Regions from separate parts of the Homo sapiens genome. Here region 2 is linked to region 1. The links are chromatin loops, found by intact Hi-C in ENCODE. Cell type or tissue: Calu3. All regions are shown on one strand. Each heading gives the region's core, and the rest is flanking DNA. Links, peaks and the distances in the headings are about the cores only.

What was found. Hi-C counts contacts between places; a loop is a spot of excess contacts. Peaks named below come from ENCODE experiments on the same cell type or tissue, not always from the same donor. Only the 100,000 strongest peaks of a DNase experiment are listed, where the experiment ranks them.
Region 2: a loop joins it to region 1, with 4 times the contacts of the local background. A loop is called at or near these places in 69 of 110 quality-filtered maps.

Annotation. Positions count from the first base shown.
Region 1 is chr15:98,653,783-98,665,994 of GRCh38, reverse strand. The region is part of intron 1 of IGF1R (insulin like growth factor 1 receptor); the gene reads right to left. Among named protein-coding and RNA genes, the nearest start is that of IRAIN, 9.1 kb to the right of the region's middle. RefSeq lists silencers at 2,541-2,835, 6,541-6,835 and an enhancer at 3,912-4,722. In Calu3, for the core only: a CTCF peak has its summit at 6,577 (motif pointing right); a DNase peak (open chromatin) is centred at 6,584.
Region 2 is chr15:98,771,963-98,783,738 of GRCh38, reverse strand. The region is part of intron 2 of IGF1R (insulin like growth factor 1 receptor); the gene reads right to left. It overlaps LOC124903560 (a long non-coding RNA gene), which reads left to right. Exons shown (of 2, transcript XR_007064772.1): 1 at 1-8,788; 2 at 9,880-11,776. Among named protein-coding and RNA genes, the nearest start is that of MIR4714, 6.6 kb to the left of the region's middle. RefSeq lists enhancers at 5,629-6,535, 6,536-7,443, 9,543-10,124, 10,125-10,707. In Calu3, for the core only: a CTCF peak has its summit at 3,963 (motif pointing left); a DNase peak (open chromatin) is centred at 3,948.

The sequences.
Region 1 (12,212 bases), core at 1,995-9,994:
TGGTTAGTCTGGGCTCAAAACACTTTTGTTTTCCTTGCAAATACCACCATAGGCAATATTCGCTTAGCAAGACCATTCAAGTCCATCTACCAAGTTGCCTAAACAGGACTAACCTTGAATTCTGGTCTCAGGAAGACCTTGTGCGATCCAGGGAGCAGAGCAAGAGAGCAGCTCCTTCTCGCACCATCCTGCATCAGGCAACACACTGCAGCTGGCTTCCCACCTGACTGAAGCCTTCTCCTGTTCTGGCAGCCATGGGCCGCTCCAGCTGGGGATGCTCATCCTTGCAAGCAGCCATCCACGCACAAAGGGCACAGGTTCTCAGGGTTCTCCACATTCAATTTAAAATACCCTAATTTGTGTTGCAGATACTTAATCTAAGTGTTTTTCAGATCCTGTGCCCTAAATTTTGGCTGGAAACATAGTCCCACTCACATCCCTCATGCTCGTGACCAGGCTCTTCCCCAGGCCACATGACCCCCAATTACCTCCCCCTCCTTGAAGAAGGAAGAGACTGAAGGGCGAAGGGACATCCACAGTTCACATTGATAACGCAAATGATCCATCACCATGGCCTCAAAAGGGCCTTGGAATCCAAATGACCCACTTACTGGAGGAGGATGCTTCAAACGGAGGCAGATGCAGAGTCAGGAGGGAGACAGGGACAGAAAAGGAGGAAGCTGTGCTGCTATCCCCAGTGGAGCGCTTGTCAAACTCTCTTTACAAGAAATGAAGCTGGGTTCCTGCCGGGCGCGGTGGCTCACGCCTTTAATCCCAGCACTTTGGGAGGCCGAGGTGGGCGGATCACAAGGTCAGGAGATCAAGACCATCCTGGCTAACACGGTGAAACCCCATCTCTACTAAAAATACAAAAATTAGTGTGGCAGCGGACGCCTGTAGTCCCAGCTGCTGGGGAGGCTGAGGCAGGAGAATGGCGTGAACCCGGGAGGTGGAGCTTGCAGTGAGCCAAGATTGCGCCACCACACTCCAGCCTGGACGACAGAGCGAGATTCCATCCAAAAAAAAAAAAAAAAATGAAGCTGGTTCCTAATTCTGCAGTCAAAAAAAAACGGCAAATGTAGCTAGGAGCAAAACATCAGAATCAATACACACCCAAAGGGTATTTTTTTTTTTAAAGGAAGTAAATAACTTCTAATGCGTATTTCCTCTATCCTTAGCAACAATAGTATCAGCTAACTCCTAGTGTTTATAAACCCTAGGTTCTAAGAAATGTGTATGTATTCACTCATGAAGTATTGGTAACGATCCTCCAAGATGGGTGACACTTTTTTTTTTTTTTTTTTGACATGGAGTCTCACTCTCGCCCAGGCTGGAGTGCAGTGGCGCGATCTTGGCTCACTGCAACCTCCAACCTCCAACCTCCAACCTCCAACCTCCACCTCCCAGGTTCAAGTGATTCTCCTGCCTCAGCCTCCTGAGTAGCTGGGATTACAGGTGCATGCCACTGTGCCTGGCTAATTTTTATATTTTTAGTAGAGACAGGGTTTCACCATGTTAGCCAGGCTGGTCTCGAACTCCTGATTTCAGGTGATCCGCTCACCTCGGCCTCCCAAAGTGCTGGGATTACAGGCATGAGCCACCGCACTCGGCCTGATGGGTGGCATTATCTTCCATTTTACAGATGAGGAAAGGAGAGCAGAGAGGGTCAATAACGTGCCCCGGTACAATGCATCAGTAGACTTCTAATTCTCCAACCCTCATCTCAGAGGGGAATGGTGTCATGAAACAAGACTGGGGGGAAAAGGGAGAAGGCCTGCTTTCTAGTCGAGAAAAGCGGAGACCGTCTGAAACTCTACTTGCTCCAACAGGTGAACGTGATTGAAAATTCAGAATTCACTCTCCTAATAGCAGGAAAGTGTTACAAAAGCCCACAGGCCAAATGATACCACCCTCCCAGGAAGTCTCTTGCAGAACTGTGTTTTTTAATGTTATTTGTCAAGTGAAAACAGTTACAGTGGCAGAACAGGCAGCACCCAGAGAGTGGCACTAATCGTGGGCTAAGGATGGGCAATTGCTTCTCATCAAGAACCACAATGTGTCCAGTCAATTTACAAACATAAATCAACACAAGTTCAAAAGCACCAGTAGCAAAGTCCAGGCCTGGATGTGAAGCTGGCACCCCTCTTTAAACAAACTGTTCCTCTTCACTTGCATGGTAAGGACTGGAAAGAGCCCTGCCGCGTTGGCCAGCTCTTCAGGGTAGCGGGGGCCACCGCCCTCTCCCAGCCTCGGGAAGCCCAAGGCCACTGCATCAGCCTGGCCCAGCCCAGAACCAGCCTCGGGCCCAGCCGGCCCAACTCAGAAAAAGGCAGGGGTCAGTCTCCAGCCTGGACTCCTCTAAAAATCAGAAAGCAGTGCCCCAGCAAACGAACAACAACAGCGCTCACCTGAAACAGTTTCACCTTCATTTTTAGAGGAGAGGAACACAATAGGAGGGCGTATTACTCCACGGGTTTTAACCCTAGCCCTTGATGCTACCAGGTATCCATGATGCCCCTAATAAAGGTGACAGTTCCTCCACTTTTCTAACATCCAGCTATTCTTTAAAAAAGTTGAACACTGCAGTTTCCGGAGAACTTTGCTATGTGAATTGCCTCACTGCAGGTGTGCTCTCCCCTAGCTCTCTCCATTCCATGCCTTAAAAGTGCCAGGTGTCTCCTCGGGAGCTGCCCTGTGCTACCGCCCCCAGTCCTGCAGCCAACCTGTTTTGCGGGTCCTGCCTCTCCATCAACTGGGACTGCTCTCTCGACAAACCACCCCAGCCCACAGCTCCTCTGGCAACCCAGCCCCTCACACCGAGGACCCATCTCACCAGTCACCTCCCTCAGCTGGGCCAACCTGTCCAGTCCATTCCTGCTTCCTGGTCTCAGGTCTAGAGACAAGACTTCCCTCCCTGAGCCTGTCCTCACTGCCTCCCTCATCTATACCATCACTGGCTCACACCGGGGTGTCTATCTGTCCCCCAATCCTGACTCCATCGAGAGACCAGAGCAGCCTCCCCAGAACACCCTTCTCAGCGGGTCCACTGCAATGGTGCAAAGGTTTCAGCGCTCCTCATTCTCTAGCCAGCAGTCAATTCCTTCCCACCACACAAACACCGGATTCTGACACCCTCTCCACTCCATCAGTGCACACTGCCACCCACACCACACATGGTCCCTTCCTCTCCTGGGGAGCTGCCTCCTTGGATCTTGAGAGTCAAATATTTAGGGCACACTAAAGTCAGACATCCTCCTTAAAGCTTCTCAAGCCATTCTGCAGTTCCGTGACCCCACTGCCTGCAGCCCACATACTTCTCTCCGGTCAGCATCCCATAACTTAGCACTAAACTCATAGCATCTGTTACTCTCCACCAGTAGTTGAGTTTTCCCAACTAGACAACAAGCTCGAGTAAAAAAAAAAAATCATATTCTTTCATATGCTTTCCATGGAGCAGAGACCACTGGAGGCCCTCAAATAATCTAGATATCAGAAACAGGGTTCCATACTCTGTCACCACTCACCTTCCACTCCCACTCCCCTTCCACAGATAGGGACATGACCTTGAACCAGTCAGCCTGGTTAACCTAAAAACCCATTCTCTTCAGGCACAGAGAAGCAAGGTGGTTACTTAGTGGTTTCAACAACTGACCTGAGACTCAGACGTCCGGGTTCAAACCTTTCACTGTAGATGTGCAAAAAAAGACCCTCCTTGGCCAGCCACAGTGGCTCACATCTGTAATCCCAGCACTATGGGAGGCCGAGGTCGGTGGATTGCTTGAGGCCAGGAGTTTGAGACCAGCCTGACCAACATGCCTAAACCCCGTCTCTACTAGAAAAAAAAAAAATTAGCCAGGCGTGGTGGCACACGCCTGTAATCCCAGCTTCTTGGGAAGCTGATCCACAAGAATTGTTTGAACCTGGGAGGAAGAGGTTGCAGTAAGGCAGAGGTTGCAGTGAGCGGAGATTGCACCACTGCACTCCAGCCTGGGCAACAGAGCAAGACTGTCTCAAAAAAAAAAAAAAAAAAAAAAAAAAGGGCCCTATTCAACTGGCAGCAATTCCCCAGTGTTGTGGGGAAGGAGGACTGGAGGCCCCAGAGAGAGCCCACCAGGGCCACCCACCATGAGGAGGAGAAAAAAAGAGAAAAGCATCCATTTATTGGATGCTTTCTATTTGCCAGGTTTGCTGGGCAGCTTGGATACATTATCTATTGCTAATTCTCATTGGCATCCCTGCTAGAGCAGTGTTATTCCAATCACAGGCAGAGACACTGAGGCCTGGAGCTCCCTTTCCAACATGCCTCCATGCGTGGGAGAGAGGGAGACAGTGAATTGTTTGAGGGGACAAGGCTTCAAAGGAAGCCCTGCACATATGCAAACCGCACGGAGAAGAGCAGAGCAAAGACAGGCCAGGCTGTCCAGCTAAGTTCACATCCAGCCGGTTCAGCATTCACATGAGAATTTCACAAGATGCTTTTTTACAAGCTACTCTTGAATATTAACATTCCAGCTTCAAATGATTATGTTTACATTTTCTGCAAGAAATATCCCACCCCACTCCTCGGAAGAGGAGACTTTAAGGATAATTTCTAAGGTGTTCATTAAGTTCAGGAGTCCCCTTGACACCAACCTAGACAAGTAAGCTTTCTTCTGTCCAGAGGTCGGGAGCTGGCCTCACCGTCGCCCTACCAGGACACTGTCAAAGGCCTTCACCAGCAACCAAAACCGGCAGGGTTGGAGAGGGTGCTTCAATGATAGAGAGACCTGTAAGACCTTGCTACTGTCCCTCCCAGGAGTGAGGCAAAAGCTTACTGGCCTCACCAAGAAAACAATGCAAAAAATAGAAGCCAACTTCCATACGTGGTGATTCTGCTTGTTCCAACCACATCTCCCTCAAATCTCCATCTCTCTCTCTGCCTAGTATCTTGAGATCTGAAGGCTGGAAGGGCCTGTGAAATGACCTAGGTCCACCCTGTAACTCAAGGTCAGCAGGTGTGCAAGTACCCTACCCACCCAACTTTCTGAGATGCCACCCTGGCCCTCTGCACCAGGCCACTCCGGAGACCACCAGGCAGCCGAGTCCAGCCTGCAGATGCTTCCTCCTCAGGAACCCAGCTCCAAGAGGGTTTAAAAGCACACTACAGACATAAATCGGTGCCAATGAATTATTCATTACATCTTATCTATAGGGAACTTATGGAACAAAGTCTCCATCCACAGGGATGAGGTGATCTTGACACAAGGCCAGACTCACAAATTACCCTTCCAGGAGTTCTAATTTTTTTTATTCACCTCAATGTGCAAAAAGCCTAATCAAACAATGATTTTAAAGATAATTTTATTGCTTTCAAGTTCCATGCAGCAGTAACTGGTGTGATAAAATGTTTTGGCTAGCAGAGGTGCAATGATCAGATGAAAATAAATTTGTTGTACAAAGAAGTGCTTCAAAGTGAATGGCGAGTATCCCTTTAAGAAGTCTTCCGTTTCTTCAGCTCCTCCTATGCACCAGGCACTGGGCCACCTCCTGGGAATTCAAAGATAACCAAGGTACCATTCCCCTCCCCAATGGTGGGGGAAAGCAATATGGGGGAGATGCCCAAATAGGAGGTATAGCAAGAGACCACAGGAGCTCAAGTCAGTGCAATCATTCTGCATGCAGAATCAAGGCCAGAGAGAGGGTGAAATTACAGCTAACTCTTAAAGGAGCTTGCCAGAGGGCAAGCTGGTAGTATTGTTTGCTATTCCAAGCAGAGGGGCTTCCACCTGCCAAGACAAAGAGACACGAATGAGTACAGCCTGAACTGTTCAAAATGTCTGGGAGGAAGGGAGGCTGAAGTTCTCTCTCAGACAGCCAAACAAAGATTTCCGAATTAAAAATAATAAAAGGCAATCATGGGGAAACAGGTTTAAGGCTTTTGACACGTAAAACTGAATAACCAGCTATATATTTTGTGTAATCTCAGCAAGAAAGATTCTGAAAATATCAATAAAACATGAAACAAAATACATAAAATTAGCTAGCGAAATATAGACGGTGTGGGACCTAACACAACACTGGATGTATTTATTCTTATTCTCTGTGAGTATTTCTGGCTGGCGAGCATCTTAACCACATAGAATAGCCAAAGGGGAGAGAGAAGAGAATGAAAGTGTTACTACCTGTTTAAATAGAGCAATGGAAGGTAAATCTTGCTGTATTTTTCCAAATGAAATCAGTAGTGTTTTTTTAATCTCTAATCTCAAATATTTTGGAGCTTTAAATTTATTAAAGTCCTGTAAAATTATCTTAAAACTCTAACTGTAAAAGACACACTAGGTGTTAACAGCTCTGCCATGGAGTTGCAGTGCGCCTGTCTGCATCACTTAGGAAGACCCTAATTCTCTCAGGACAGCTCGCACTGACACAGTAGAGTAACCTTAATCCAAAACTGTAGCCCAGTGATTTCTACAGAAGTCTGTAGTATCCACATTTTCTTGCAATCAGTCCCCAGGAAGCAAGCCAGAGAGTGGGTTGGGATCGCTATCTTCCTCCTTGGGGCACTATTAATTCAGTCACCTAATATGCTGAATTTCCCTTCTGGCCACTAGATGGAGCCTATGCATAGGCGAGATGGGCAAAGTGCACACTGGACACCTCTCAGGTGTGAGCAGAAATTGACAAATGACAATATTAAGGGAGAAAGTGTAATAAACAGATCTCTGAAATGGAAGGCAAACTGCAGGGGGATGACCATCGTTTACTGAAAAAAAAAATCACAACTGTTTAATAAGCAACATGCCATCTTGTTAATAAACACCTTAGCAAAATAAAGTTTTATTATACATTTATTGAGCACCTATGTGCCAGGTTCTATAACATATTTAAATGGCAAGGACAATCAAACATCAAGTAAGCCTTATATTTCTATCCAAAGAACATCTCTGTTCGAGGATGTCACAACCCTAAGAACAGTAGCAGTTGAAGTCCAAGGGCTTAATACCAGGTGCCAGGTTCTATTCTAGGCACTTGACATGTGTACGAATTTGATTTCTATGAATGTTTAAAGTAGATTCTATTAAAATTATAATTTCACAGATGAGGAAACTGAGGCACAAGAAGATTAAATTATTTGCCTGAGAGCTTAGCTACTGAAGAGCTGAGATTCAAACCAGCCACTTTGGCTCCATGGTCCTAATAAAATTACAAGCAAGGAACAAGACAAATCACTGTCAACCAGCAAAACCGTGGGTTATGAACTCAAAAGGAGTAATGGGAAAGTAGATCTATACAAGTTAGGGAAATCCCAAAAACCTTCAAGAAGGAAGAGGAATTTGACTTGGAAATGTAAAGATGGCATCTCTGACCTATTCAAACCACAGAAAAGGCATATGGGGGAAAGGAATCACCTGACTTAGCGTGCTGCCTTTTGAAAGTTATGATCTTGTCCCTATTTTACAGATCCACCTGGAACTTGGAAATTATTTCAATTTAAAAAACCTATTCTATTTCCTCACAATTTTTCTGACTTTGGTTTTCTAAACCTGTTAGAAAAGGTTTTCATTCTGTTGTTTAGTGAGAAAAGGAGAAATGTCTCCCCCAAATATTTTTAAGTCTCCGCATTTCTATCAAGACTCAGAAAAGTTAATAACTTTAGGACCAAAGAACTAATTGGCAGCTAAGGAGAAACTAAAGCTATGGTGACCTTCCTGTGTTCTTAAGCGGCACTTTCTGCTATTCAGTATTGAGGATGGAAGGAGAAGTAGCAGAGTAGTGAAGAGGAAAAACATTCTCAGCTATGGAAACAGCAGAAGCAAAAACTTGAAGACAGGCATAACACAGCTTCCTTTCCATCAAGCTAATGCACAGATGCTGGGGAGTACCAGGAACTAACAGTGGATCCCTACAGCACAGGATTACTAAGGACCTGTTTCATTACTTGATTCTAAGGACCCTGGACTTGATCCTAGGACCACAAGAGGCACGTTCTGAGTATTTGGAGCTGGCAAGTCCATCAGACTAAGGGAATGGTACAGGAACTGGTTCAGAGGCCAACTCAGCATGTAGTCAGAGTCAATGCAGGTCTGCACTGGACCAGGCTGGATCCCGGAATAGGGGTCAATCTGAGCGATTTCAAGTGACTCAGTGAGATCGAAAGGCAACATTCAATTAATGAGTCTCCCCAGAAAAGGACAGGCTGCAGAACTGAAACTGAACAAATTCCATCCTGAGCCAATCTCTGTTGCTGAAAATTTTACTGAGGTGCATGTGAGAAAGAAAATCCCAATTGTATCACCTGACGAAGAAAGGCTACCATAACAAAAGTTCTGTACCTACGACTACACGATATCATGTTGTGACCTAACATATGCAGTGAACTCATTATCCACAGAAATCAGACAACAGAACTAAGGGAAGCCTCACAGCAGATCTCCCTCTGCTGCTACTGGTCTCTGTGTTCATTTGTTTTCGTGGCAATCTGTGCTTCTCTTTAAAGTCCTGAGTCTGTAAGCTTGTGTATTATCCCACTAAAATGAGACTCAGGGAAATTAGGTAAAGAGAATAAATACAGGACAACACAGATAAATGTGGACACAACTGAGAGGGATTTTACAATCTAGACAGAATTAATAGCTAATGACTTAGAAAACACTTTGTAAGCTGATGCAGTCAATTGGATCATGGGCTCCTACCTGGAATTTCTCTCCATGCTTCCTACTTTTTCCAGGAAGTTATCAAAGGTCACTAAGACGCTTTGAATTTGGGGAAAACTCCTACAAATAAATTCATCTCTCCCTAATTACCATTAGACTTCTGTTCTTTAAAGTTCTATTGACTAAACTTTGGCTGACTTAAATTGGTGATGTCTCATTTACGTAATCAAGCACATATTCCCAATAACCAACTTTACAGAGACTAACCACGACTATATTTTTTACAGCAGAGGACAAGCTGAAAGCAATCACAATGTATCAGGAAAAATTTCAAGTTATGCTCTATAAAATATTTATGCTCTAACAACTATCAAAATATATTTGTTCTCCCATGTCAAGAGTAATTTTTAAAGTGGTATTTATTTTTAAACTGACAAATAATTCCAAAGCCAGTTTGAGAAAGCTAGTGCCATGTTAAAAAGAAAATGGTTGAACAAAAGTATACAAAACAGCAACAACAATGTATTTCAAACTCGCAGAATTTGGACGATGGACGGATGGATGGAGATACACAATTCTGAACAAACGGCATTCGTATTATGTAACTCTTACTGAAGTAGAGACCTATGGTATTAAGGGGGCTAAGACTGAGGAGTGAGATAAAACAAAGTTTCAAACTCCTCCCCGCAAGAACTTTCTGGATTAGCAAGACTACTTTCTAAAGTCTTTAAAATATGCAAAAAAACAAAAAAAAAATGTTTTCCAGACTATTACCAGGTGAGCAATTTATTTTTATATATGTATTTTGTGTGTGTGATGGAGTCTCGCTCTGTCACCCAGGCTGGAGTGCAGTGGCATCATCTTGGCTCACTGCAACCTCTGCCTCCTGGGTTTCAGCAATTCTCCTGCCTCAGCCTCTCACGTAGCTGGGATTATAGGCACGGGCCACCACGCCCGGTTAATTCTGGTATTTTTAGTAGAAAGGGGGTGCACCATGTTGGCCAGGCTGGTCTTGAACTTCTGACCTCAAGTGATCTGCCCACCTTGGCCTCCCAAAGTGCTGGGGTTACAGGCAGGAGCCGCTGTGCCCAGCCAGGTGAGCAGTAAGGTAGGCCCAGCTATCGCTGCAGTGTGTGATGGCCCCATCCACAGGTGTGCACATCTTCCCCATGTGACTAGCCAGCCGCCCCACTACTCCAAAGAATGTGAATGCTTCAAGACCACCAACCACCAAGTGAGCTCCATGGACACAAGGCCCAACAACTTATATTGCAATCGTAGGTGTTCATCCCTCACCATAAAAGAAACTACTTTCTGTTGTGGTCCAGTGAAAACAGAAGAGCAATCTATGAGTTTACAAATTCTTGTAGGCTGGGGGCGGTGGCTCGCACCTGTGATCCCAGCCCTCCGGGAGGCCGAGGTGAGTGGATCGCTTGAGTCCAACCTGAGCAACATAGCAAAACCTCGTCTGTACTAAAAATACAAAAAATTAGCCAGGCATGGTGGTGTGTGCCTGTAGTCCCACCTACTTGGGAGGATCACTGGAGCCTGGGAGGTCAAGGCAGAATCAAGCCGTGATCACACCACTGCATTCCAGCCTAGGTGACCAGAGACCCTGTCTCAAAAAAAAAAAAGAAAAAAAAATCTGTAGTCCAGGGCAGGAAAAAGAAAAATTTTAAGCTTGCTTACTAGTTTGTTTCGTTTTATTTTTTTTTTTAATAAACATGGCAGTAACATCTATAGTTTGACGGGTATCTTTAAAAACTTATGGTAAGACATTTTACAGTATCAAATAATTTCTAAACCTAAAGAACTGCATCCAGTAAGTACTCAACATGTATTTACTGTGGAAGAAAAGAGGGAGGGAAAACGACTATTTCTCAGTTCAAGTAAGGAAATATCAGTTTTTCCTTAAGATTTGAAAATAAAACATAAGTAAAGCCGGCATCAGTGGAAAAAAAGGGAGAGAAATCTTCAAAAATGGTATCTGGGACTTTCAAACGAGTAAAATTGACCATTTAAAAACTTAGTCTTCAAAAGTCCAAAAGTCTCAAAATCAAAGGTATTGTTAATACTTTGAGTCAAATAAAACCAAAGCAATTTAACAAAAGAAAACATCATGCCGAGGAAGTATGCTTCTCTTGAGATAACAATCTAACTTGTTTTAAAGATCCTTTGTTTACTAACCATTTTATATTCCAAATATATGTTCCTTCCTCAGAACAAATCAATTCTTTTCCAGACCCTCGGGGATGGGGGTGCAGGCATGAGGGGATGTGTACATATATCAAAGTTTTAATCTTTTCAAATAGTGGAACTCAGTTATGCTTCCCAAATGTCAACAGGTCTCAATGTCCACAAACACTGGGGCTGCTACCCTCCCCCATCCCCACTTAAAGCCACATCACATCTTTACAAATAACTGGAAAACCTCCTCTTGCTAAGCTGATGCCAAACACCATTTTCCAGGAGGGATCAGAGTGCATCACTCATTAGGCACTTTGTTGTCTCTAAAGTGTTCAGAATTTTCCTTCAGAACATCTCAGACTGGAAATCAAGAAACTATATCCGTAACATGTGTGCAACTATTATATATTTAGTACAATTGAGAAGAGCTCATCCCCTGGACTCAGCACCTGTCCTAAGCTGGCTAAGAAAAGCAGTTCAAATCAAGTTCGCCCACAGGCGCAAATACCTCTTCCATGAACTAGGTCTGATTTTTAAATGAGTTTTGAAAACAAATTGGGGAAAATCACAACCTATAAAGAAATGTATCTTGTATGCTTTACAATTAAAAAACAAAAACTTTCAGGATTTGTCTCCTCACTCTTACTCCCTCACGCTTTTAAAAACACCAAGTTATTTACAAATTATAAAATGCCCTGAAATTATGAATGCTTCCTGATTTCTAGAAAGCTAACTAAGCAATATGTAATCCAGAAAACTTCTGAAATAAGTTCCATCTTTCTTACAACTCAAAACATGCTATGCAACGTTCATGTACACACCTGTGACTCCTAATTTTTGGAAAAAGGCAACTACAACACTGCAGTTTGTAAATCACAATTGCCATATCCAATGTTATAAAGAAGACAGTGCCGCCAGTCAAGATGGGTTAACATCACCTGTATGTCACAGTCTACAGTGACATCCCAATATAACGGAAAGCACCAATGAGGCAAAAAAGGTATAGGGTAAAGGCTTCTGATGAACAACACTAGAGTCCTAAGTCTACAGAAATATTTTTAAAAGAACCTTTAAAATGCTAACTACTGTCTACTTGAAAACTGCACCCTATACTGAGTCTGAAAAAAAATCTGAATTTCAAGAAAGGTGGTTTCATGCAAGACTCTGCAGGTTCATGCACTGAGTAGCACAAGGTCAGCTTTCATACAGTAGGTGCACAATAAGTGCAGGCTGGATTCAGTTGCTTCTTACAGCACATTCTTACAAAACAAATGAAACCAGATTTAAAAGGAAACCACCGTCCCTTGAGGGTTCCTCTTGGCAAAAACTCTAAGGCAACAAGTGAAAATGATACAGTTGATTTTCATTACTGCCCTGATCTTGCAACAATAG
Region 2 (11,776 bases), core at 1-8,000, 120 kb before region 1:
TATTGATAATTAGTAATAAACTAGCATAAACTAAAAAGTGAGTTCAATAAGTTGTATCTCTATATACTGGCAATGAGCAAAGAAATTAAATACTTAGGGTGTAACTCTACCAAAACATACACAGGACTACAAAAACTACAAAATGCTAATGAAGTAAATCAAAGAAAAACTAAATAAATGGAGGGACATGCCATGCTCATGGAATGTAGTACATTTACACCACAGAATACCATTCAGCAATAAAAAGAAACAAACTATTGATAAACACAGCAACCTGAATGAATCTATAAGGAATTATGCTGATGGAAAAACTTCAGTTCCAAAAGGTTACATACTATGAGTCTATTTACAGAACATTATTAAATGATAAAATTTTATATAGAGAGAACAGGTTAGTTTGTAACCAGGCATGAAGGAGAGAGGAGAGATAGAAGGGAAGTAGGTGTACCTTTGTGGTGATGACATATATCCTTACTATATTAACGTCAATATCCTAGCTGTGATACTGTACTAGTTTCACAAAATGTTACTATTGGAGGAAAATGGTGCATGGAATTACTCTTTATTATTTCTTGAAACTGCATGTGAATCTACAAGTATTTCAAAATAATTTTTTTAATGGGGGCAGGGGGAGGTCTCCCAACAACAAATAAATTAACTTGCCATCCTCCAGCAGCCTAGGCAGGCAGAGAGCTTCTCGCAAATCACAGCATCATGATGTTGGGCCATCCAGATGTAGAACATATTCAGCCTGTGTGCTGCCACTTCATCAGGAAGTCACAGCTCCAAAAAGGTTAATTTTTAAGTCTCTATTTAGAAATCCTATCTTTAAGCCACATTGCTTTCTTAGCTCAAGGACTATTTCAGTTGTAACAGTTTAGGATTATATACTATGAAAACAATAAAAGGAGATCTTAAAATGAGCAATTACAGTAATTAGCACAAAAGAATTTCTAAGTCTATTATTGAGCAACTTTCTGAAGGAACAAGACTATTTTAAACTAAAAGAATGCATACCCAAGACACGTTTATTGCAGAGTTATTTGTAATACTAAAAAACTGGAAACAACTAAATGACTAATTTGGAGTGATTAAAGAAATCATGTCCATCATTCCAGCTTTATGCAATGGTTAAAAATGCATAAAGAGCAGGTCCGCAAGCACTGACAATAATTATAAGCAAGGTAAATTATTAAGCTGAAAAAAGATACAGAACAATGCAAAAAGATAACCCCATTTAAGTATTTAAAATTATACAGTAGAACATATGCATATATAATATAAATAAATGAGAGAGTATTTTCAAAATTAGTTGTAATGAAGACTTCATGGGGAAGGGGATGGTGACATTTAAAATGTATTTTCATTGTAAAAAAAACATAAAAATCAGAATTTACAAATTTAGATTTCTATCAATCATGATTAAAATAAGATGTTTTCCACTTAATTCAACATGGTAAACAAAGCTGCTTCCTTTCATCCCAAAATGGACATATTCAGGTTTTTATCCAAATGTGTTACTGAGTTTTGTTTCTTCTTTAAAAGTGTCTAGATTAGGGACTCACAAATTCAATTCTTTCAAGGAATACTACATATTAACAGGAAAGTTATTTGCTCAAATAGGTTTGAGAAATGCTATTTAAAACATAAACAGGAGACCAAGGCAGGAGGATCACCGGAGTCAGGAGTTCACAAGCAGACAGGGCAACACAGCAAGACCCCATCTCAAAAAAAATCAATAGGAGGGAAATAAGTAATCAGCCTTTTGCTGGGCTATGAAAACATTTTAGGCCAGTGCATGAAAAGATGCTCAGAGGATTTCAGAGTTCAAGAAATGTTGGACTACATTAACATTTAATGTAGTCTTGAACCTTAAGACTCTTAAACCTGGAATATCACAATGCTGTCCAAATTATCCATCAAGTCTACAAAGACAGGAAATAGACTCAATATAGCCCCAGTACCCCGGCACAGTAATAGCACATGGTACATAAGGAGCATGTGACATGCATATGCAAATAAGAGGTACAAAATATGCAAGGTAGATAAAGTTCTAAGTAGTTTACATATTTGCCCTATCTTGTTTATACTATTTACCAAAAAAGGCTAAATGTTATTAACTCATTATTTCTATTCAAAAAGCATTTGATAAATAGCAGAAATTCAGTCAAGTACTTACTACTTTACAAAAAGCTCAGGTAAATAAATATAAATGGAAAACTGAGAAACTAGGTTCCACTATAAGCAGAGTCTTCACCAGCTATGGGTAGCTCTAATGGAACAGTAAAATCTTCTAATGGATTTAAATACGATCTGATGTGCGACATTAGTAATTTAATTTGGAGGGACATTTATTTCTAGCAAAAGTGATCAGGCAAGTCCCTTCTACACCCTAAAACCCATTTCTTTTTTGCCCCCAATTTTAAACCTGCCTCACTATTAAAGCTTCAAGACAAACTCTACAATCATTTTATCAAGCTCCAAACAAGCTGCAGAAGTACTAAAATTGTTTTTAAATTATAAATCAATTTGGGAAGAAGTGACATTGATAATATTCCAGTTTCTCACCTAGAGAAAATGGCATTTCGCTTCATTTAAATCTCTTTTTCTTTATTTTGAAACAGGGTCTCGCTCTGTCATCCAGGCTGGAGTACAGCGGCACAAATGTGGCTCACTGTAGTCTTGACCTCCTGGGCTCAAGTAGTCCTCCCACCTCAGCCTCCTGAGAAGTGGACATGACAATTGTATGCCACGACTCCCGGCTAAATTTTGTTTTGTTTTGTTTTTTAAGAGACAAAGCTTGCCATGTTGCCCAGGCTGGTAAATCTTCTTTTCTACATTGTTCAGTAAGATTGTGTAGATTTTCTGTAAATACATCCTACAAGTTTCCTATTAGAATTACTTCTTGTTATCTGGATTGTTTAATTAAAAAGAAATGCAGTTTTATTACTTCCAAAAACATTAAGCAATTCACTTATCTATCTAAACCGTAAGGAGATCCTTAAGGAGATAGACTGCCTAAAGTGAATAGTGAGGCATGATTTATAATTAGTATGTTAATTTCATCTGTAAATAGGAAACTATAAAACTTTTCAAGGTAGTTTAAAAAATTCCATCAAGTAGATAACATATTCACCTTACAATTTTATTTACTCTCTCTCTCTTTTTTTTTTTTTTTTTTTTTTTTTTGAGACAGAGTTTCATTCTTTTTGCCCAAGCTGGAGTGCAATGATGCAATCTTGGCTCTCCACAACCTCCACCTCCCGGGTTCAAGCGATTCTCCTGCCTCAGCCTCCTGAGTAGCTGGGATTACAGGCATGCGCCACCACTGTGGCTAATTTTGTATTTTTAGTAGAGATGAGGTTTCTCCATGTTTGTCAGGCTGGTCTTGAACTCTCAACCTCAGGTGATCCACCCGCCTCAGCCTCCCAAAGTACTGGGATTACAGATGTGAGCCACCACACCCGGCCTACTCTGTTAATTTAAACAACTATTAAATGAGACAATACACTGCAAAGCACTTAGAAAAGTGCCTGACACAGGAATAAGTTTTCTTTTTTCTTTTTTTATTTTATTTATTTTTTTATTATACTTTAAGTTTTCAATAAATGCGAATGTTTGTTATTACATAAATTTAAAAAAAAAAAATAGCCACCTGGCTCCATTCTTGGCCACAAACTCTGAAGAGGTGGAGTTAAAGTGTGTGAGGTATGTCGGATAACCTCCCATGCAAGTCACTACCACAGCTGACATCCCGGAGCCAGAGAACTTGATGAATGTCTTCAATGGTCACAGCTGAAAAGGGAACTAACTCCAGGTCCCCAGGCTGACTTGCCCTCCGAGCCTGGAGGGCAAACTCTGCTAATTAACTCTCTTTGCTTGGGTTCGCCTCTGTCATCTTCACCCCTGTGCCAACAGGCTATCTCCACAGATAGCCTGCTCTCGTGTGCCCTCTACTGGAGGGCTGTGGTTCCAGAGTTGCTCCAGCCTCGGACTCGGCTCCCCGCAGACGGAATGTCCTCCTCCAGGGAGAGGCTCGAGTCAAGTGCTAATGTGTTGTCAACCTCTGACTCCAGAGAAGCGGATTATATGATTTAATGATAGTTCCGCATCAGAAAAGATTTTGAAACGTGTAGCTCAAAACAGTAAAATTTCACAGTGATTATCTGAAACTGAAGTAGTCCAAACCGCTGACGGTGTAACCTGAGCAACTTGTTTTAACTCCTCTGAGGCTGTTTCCTCATCTGTACGGTGGGAATAGCAGTACTTACCTAACCAGGCTGAGGATTAAATGAATTAGTATCTGTAAAGTGCTTAGAATGGTACATAGCACAGAGCAGTGTTCTTAAATATTTCTTGAAAAAATTAATAAAGGAGAAGCCTACCTTAAACCTTCAGAGAAAATCTGAAGTCGAAATTTTTAAAAGCTAAATTTTAGAATCAATTGCATTTTAAAGTCATCATGAAACATGAGGTTGCTGCTACACAGTCACTTGTGCTGGATTATATAACAGGTGAAAACTTATTCTCTTGGGAATTTCCAGAACTCTGTGGCACAGCCAAAATACACCGACCTTGAATACATTGTTCTGGAACAAAGTGGATGTACTGAACACTGAATTGATGTTACTACTTCGTACCAAGCACACAGCACTGAATGCTCTCACGCTCAATTATCTGACAGTGATGCTAGTAAGAATAAAACATAATTTTTAATCTTATTTAAAATGTATTATGCACTCCCAGAGTACTTACAAGAAACTACTCTTCTGCTTTTCATGGATATCTATTCATAAGAAGAAAGACAGCTGGTTTTGGGGCTGGTGGTGGGTTTTTCCATTGTTTTCAAAAGACAGAGAGCTATGCATATGCTGACTTCCAAAGAGGCTATCATCAGTCACCGGAAATCCACAGAAAAGGTCACTGCCAGAGATCTGCCATGTGTGATCCACCCACTCTCACTTCAAGGCCACTAGCACCACTACCAGGCTGACACAAGGCCCCTGGGAAGGTGGCCCAGTGCAGGACAGACACAAAAGGGACCACAGTCAAGGAGCAGCCTTACTTTCTCACCTCACCCAAGATAGAGAGCTATGGGCCAAGGGAGGGGAAATCAGGATATGGCCACCCAGGCCAGGGCTGCCCCCACTCCTCAACCCTGCTCCCCTGGAGAAAGACCGTACTCTTATCAAGGGCCCTGTGGGTGACAAAGAGCTAGAGAGCCACTGTGACCACTGGGTTTCTGCACCATTTGGCTAATGAAAACCATGACCCTCTCTGGGTCTCAGTCTTCTCATCTGTGAAGTGGAAGGATAGGCAAAATGACATGAATAACAGAATGAGTGACTATAACCCAAGCCCACAGCTTAGTGTCAAGGATTGTGAGAACGAAGCAAAAGGCATCAAGCACTCTGAATTGTTCAAATAATGAAGATGATGCCCACAAAGACAGATAGAACATGCCTCAAAGCTTCTCAGTTTTCCTACGACTAAGATAACCAGTCACCATGTGGCATGACTCCGAGGACCACGTACAGGCTTTGCATCTTCTGTGAAGGCTTCAGTTGCCCTTGGGGATACATCGCCGTTCTGTCCACCAACACTCTCTCATGTTCTCAGGACATAATTACCTATTTCTGTTCTATCCTCACCCCCTAAAAGATTAGTCTAGAACCTGTTCTTATTAAGCTCTGCATTGTCATTGCTGAACACTCTGTCATGCAGTAGGTGCTCAATAAATATCTAACCCCCGTACACACATCAAAAACAAAAGAGCATCTATGGGTCTTTATACTGTAAGGTTTTACTTTCTTCTCCCCTACTTCCCTACTATTGGTCCCTCCATCTAGACCTTACGATCTGCAGTGGTCTACATTTGGGACCCTTACAGTAAACGTGTGCCACTTCTCTGAAAAGTCATGCAGCTGCTCCCAGCTCCGTCTCTGCATGACCAGGCAAGTGAGTGCAGACCTCATCTTACATCTGTGTGGTTCTCTTTTCTGCAGGCTGAAATGCTGCTCTCCCCATCAACTGTGAGGATGCACTTGCTGCCCTCTTGCCCACCAAGGTATGGGGCCTGGAGAGCTACGTTTGTGTCTGCTCTGACTTTGGACAGCCCCCACAGGGGTCATTCCCCGGCAGCTCATTCCATCACTGAGATGTGCTGAGATCCCAGAGCCGCCTGCACCCTTGAGGTTCCTCTTCGGTCATCATTCCTTGCTTGGACTTCTTTAGACGTCTAGAGACTTCCGAGGTCGGTGAGCAGACTGTGTCCTTAACCAGCATTTTGTTTCTCAGGGCCTCCCCGGGCCCCTCACCACCTCCCTCTCAGACTCCCAAACCCTGGAACTGAATTCAAGGCAACCTTCTTCCCTCTTTGAAAGGTTTAACAAACAGCGTCTCAACTTTAACCTTGGCAAGTACATTAACCAAGTTCCAGGTCACATGAATTAACGGATGGCCCACTTAAAACAAACCACACTGAGTAGCTACGAGGAATGTCTCCACTGCGGCAAGTGCAAAATCCAAGTGAAGGCCCTGATCAGCAAATTGAGCGTGCTTCAGGACACCCGCCCCTCCTGCCTGGCCCCCTGCCGCTGCAGCAACACATGTGAACTGACACGGTATCTGAGCACACCCCGGGAAACAGACCGCAGCCCTCCCTGGCGCCCAGTGATTACAGGCCAAGGCTGAAAGCAGCAACAAGAACCAAGAAACAAAGCCTTCTGTGAAACCAGAAACCACACAAGGTCACAAAAACAGCAAGAACTTGTAAATCCTGAAAACCCTTCAGTGAGGAATTTTCCTAAGCACCTGTGTCCAGCTCTGAAACAACAGTGGCTTGACACATACCTGAGACGATGAGAGCACAAATCCAGCCGCCCCTCCGGAAAGACCATTCAAGGTCACGGGCGTTTTAAGATGTGGTTCTCTTTTGGGCTTATCTGTGGAAAAACATCCAAGGCACAGACCAAACAGCTGCTTTGAAAACACACTCAAGACAGACCACATCCTTGCACACCGCTGTGGCCTCAGGTGAGAGGAGGTGGAGGTGAGGGCCGCCCAGCACCAATGTCTGGTAATGGCAGGTAGGGGAACTTCACATGCACCTATGTTATTTCAGAGCCTGGGCTCAACAGGGAGGTAGGGGGAAGGAGGGAAGAGGCTCTTAAAAATAATGCTGACAAAATCAAGTACCAAGAACACAAGTGTCCTGATAACTAGTAAGTTTCTTTTTTAAAGAAATAAAATCTGGCTGGGCGCAGTGGCTCACACCTGTAATCCCAGCACTTTGGGAGGCCAAGGCGCGTGGATCATCTGAGGTCAGGAGTTCAAGACCAGTCTGGCCAACATGGCAAAACCCCATCTCCACTACCAATACAAAAAATTAGCCCGGCATGGTGGCACATGCCCATAGACCCTGTTACTCAGAAGGCCGAGGCAGGAGAATTGCTGGAACCCGGGAGGCGGAGGTTGCAGTGACCTGAGATCACACCACTGCACTCCAGCCTGGGCGACAGAGTAAGACTCCATCTCAAAAAAAAAATAAAAAAATAAATAATAAAAAATAATTAAATTAAAATAAATAAATAAAAATTTCTCTTGCCCCTTCCACCCTCCCTTCGGGAGTTTAAGGAAAATCACCACAAAAGAGAAAACCAAAGTCAGTCAAAAGCTGCTTAAAGGATGTGCAATTACATGTGATTGAGAAAGTCTGTATGATTAAAGCCAGAAAGAAGGCTGCGTACTTGGCAAATACTAGGCACTGTATTTAGGCAAATATTCTTTCAACTATCAGTCTCTTCCTCCCACAACACACCTCCCTAATTTGCAAAGATTTGTTTAATAGACCAGTGGTTCTCAAAGTGTGGTCCCAGACCCCAAAAAGGATCACATGGGAACTTGACAGAAATGCAAATTCTCATCATCCAACCAGCCCGAGACCTGCTGAATCGGAAACCCTGGGGTGGGGCCCAGCCCTGTGAGCTTTAACAAGCAACCCAGGGGATTCTGACCTGGGAGACCCACTGTACTCTGCCTGGATCCTTCAGTGCGGACCAGGGACCCAGCACCAGCAGGGGCCACAGGCACAGAAGCCAGGTGTTGCTCTGATCCTTATAGCTGCAGAGGTGGCCAAAGACCCCTCCCCAGCTGCTTCCCCGACAAGTGGGGGCTTGGGACACATCCCAGGTGGCATAGCTGTGGTGGTGGCAGTGGTAGGAGGCCCAGGTTGAGACATGAGGGGAAGAACAGTGTCTAGGGCAACGGTCCCTGAACTTGTTTGCACAAGGTACTCACCCAGAAGCCTCGAAAACACGGATGCCCAGTCCCACCCCTGGAAATGGTGATTCAGTTGGTCTAGAGGTGGGGGTGGCAGCCTGGCTTTGGAATCGTCAAAGCTCCCCAGGTGATAATAATGTGCAAACAAGTTTAGATCTGCCTACAGTCTTGTGACTGTTAAAACAGAGATGGGGCAGGACACAAAAGGCACCTTCCATGTGGAGGTGGGGGGAACGAGGCAATGGTCCCGCTTGCTACAGCAGGGAGGACTTGGCCTGACCCAGCTGGGGGTCATCCATTTCTGAGTGCTCCAGGGGCCTGGAACCAGCAATGGCTTGATACACATGGACTCAGGTATTATAACCTATTTTCCCTCTAAGGACTCTGGGACTAAGGCAGGTTATTATTAACCTCCAAGTCAGACAACCTCCAGTGGAGCCAGGACTCAAACCTGGGACTGCCCAGCTGGAGAAGGAGTCTGGTTCCAGGTTCCTGAGCTACGTAACTAGTAAGTGAGACCCTACCTCCAGTTCCCTGATGTAATATCCAATAATGAGTCGAGTACTACTCATCTTCCTTTTAAATTTAATTGTGGGAAAATATCCATAACAAAATGTACCGTTTTAACCATTTTTAAGTAGAGTGCAGCAATGTTAAGTAAGTTCACACTGTTGTACAACATCACCGCCAGCCACCTCCAGAACTTTTTCCATCTTGCAAAAGTGAAACCATCACTCCACTCCCTTCCCCAAACCACCCCCCACCCCCCCACCACCGCAGCCATCATTCTGTTTTCTGTCTCTGAATGCGACTACTCCAGGGAACCTCATCTAAATGAAATCACATAGAGTATTTGTCCTTTTGTGACTGGCTGATTTCACCTGGCATAATGTCCTCAAGGTTCATTCACGCTGTTGCATGTGTCAGAATGTCCTTCCTTTTTAGGACTGAATAATATTCTATATTTCTTCTTAAAGAAACAATCCTCAACTTTAAAATCTAAACTCGATAGTCAAACCCTGCATTTTCCATGCCTAAAAGCATAGACACTGCAGTCCCTGTGCAATCAATGGTAAACACATCCTTCAGTCTTTTGTGGGGAAATTTGCAATATGTTCCCCATTTTTGATCTGTCTTGTGTTTTGGCCTCTAATTCAGACCAGAAGAATCTACTTTACAACTGAATCACAAGGGATCTGAGATGGGTGCTGTAGCCAACGTGACTTAACAGGCAGCATTTCTAAGCACAGGAGAGAGAGAACTTGATCTGATTTGAAGGGATTCAGGAAAGGCTCATAAAGCTTCAGTGAATGTCCCCCGCTTCTAAGATCCTCTTCTTTTTGTCACGGCATGATGTCTAAACCCACAGCATAGTTCTTCAGCTATTTCTGAATTGCTGAGATTAACCAAAAACCAATCCCAAAGAGATAAAAATAATTGATTCAAACTGAGTATACAATAAAGGGGATTTATTTCCTTAAAACTGGAAAAAATACAAAAATAGGGTAGGTTTCAGGCACAGTTTATTCTGGGCTACTACTGCGGTTGTCAGTGATTGTGCCAATCCTGTCTCTCACCCCACAATGGCTTTGTCCTTAGGCTGGCTTCCCCCCGGATCACAAGATGTCGTCAGACACCTACTGGAGCTATGTGGATCCTTATTCACACTCAGAGAGAGCACTGCTTCCCAGAGCCACCAAACCACAGTTCTGAGCAGCGTTCTAAGGGACCAACCTGAACTGTGGCCAGGAAATGCCTCCCTGCTGATTACAGTGTGGGGTACAGTCCATCTTTTGGGGGAGGGGAGGACGCTCGAATGCTAGTTGGGGTTAATTTCACTCAAAATGTGTGGCTGCTATGCAGTGCAGATAAGAGTGGTCCCCAGAACAAAATCTGGGCGCTGTGAGCAAAAGGAAATGGTTGCTGATCCATGTCCCCCAAGGCACCCCATGGCTCAAGTAATGCTCCGTGTTAATCCTTGTGCTGAAACTGCACATACTTCTTGAGAACGCCTTGTCTGGAGCGGTAAGCAATCTAGCATTTTAACTTCCCCTCAAGGAACTGATTTGTCCCTTGTGACCCCATTAATGTTTGCAGATGCCTTGACCTTCATTAATTACGGGAGTTTTTGTAAAGCTGAACATTGAGGCCAACAGCAGCCATACTTCTCTTTTAGGAAAATGGCAGCCACTCTGAGCCTCGAGGTTTACACAGCCCCCAACACTCTCTGGATGGGACTGTACATGCAGCACGGGGGTCATCTGAGCCACCAGCTACTCATCTTGTATAGAAACAAAACAAAAAAGAACTGAGTACAGTAACCAAGGAAGAAAATCATAAAAGTTCACACGCTGGAAACAACTTTCTAATTCTCTTATCTATACTTGGCCACAGATGAGCTAAGAATCATCACCAGTAGTTAACTCAAGAGAGGCATGCAAATATGTGGTAAGATGCTATAATTTTGAGGTTAGAAAATAAATCCATGTATTTATAACTTAAATAGTGATTTGAATCAAGGAGTATTAATGGCTGTACCCTTAGAAAAAGAATGATTCTAACCACTTACCCTTCAGCACCCAACCCCTATCAAAAGCAAACATATTCTGTGATAACAAACATCGTAATATCATCTTTATTTGTCTGCCCTGGAAAAAACACCAAATCATGACTGGTGTTCCTGTTATTGATTCCTCCCCAACAAGGAAAAAAAAAAAGTGACCTTTTGGCTGGGCACAGTGGCTAGTGCCTATAATCTCACCTCTTCAAAAGTAAAAAAAAGTTAAAAAAAAAAATTAGCTGGGCGTGGTGGTGTACATATACAGTTCTAGCTGCTAGAGAGGCTGAGGGAGGAGGACTGTTTGAGCCCAGGAGTTCGAGGCTTCAGTGAGCTATGATTGTGCCACTGTGCTCCAGCCTGGCCAACAGAGACCTAATTCTTAAAATAATAATAATAATAATAATAATAATAATAATAATAATTTTTAAGTGACCTCTTGAATGAAGTCTTCCTTCATGTTTATTTTTTACAAACCTTTCTTAGGTTCAGAACAGCTTGTTCAATATTAATTCCATAGAACAGAGCCGACCACACTATGAGAACTCAATTTGAAAACAACAGTATATCAAAAATATCAGTGATTTTCAAAAAATTCCTCTTTTCCAGACTAGAAATTATTAATCAAAAAATTATGAATTAGTAGTTTTTAGTAAAGTTGGTATTTCACCAATTTTGTTAAGTCAGAAAACTCCTTATAAACACCTGTTTCATGTTTTCAGAAATTTTCAAATGATTCCACAGTTGCTACATGGTCAATAAAGAAAAACTTCATGCTTTTACTTCAATTAGAATTCTCTGTTCGCAGTTTGGGGGTCTCACTGGCCAGTGTGTGTATGAGAACTTAAGGGATGTATGCACTTTAGAGCTCAGCTGTGCAAGCTGGGCTTTCCTTACCTACGCTGCTATAAACATACTGCTAGAGGAGGGACATTTAAG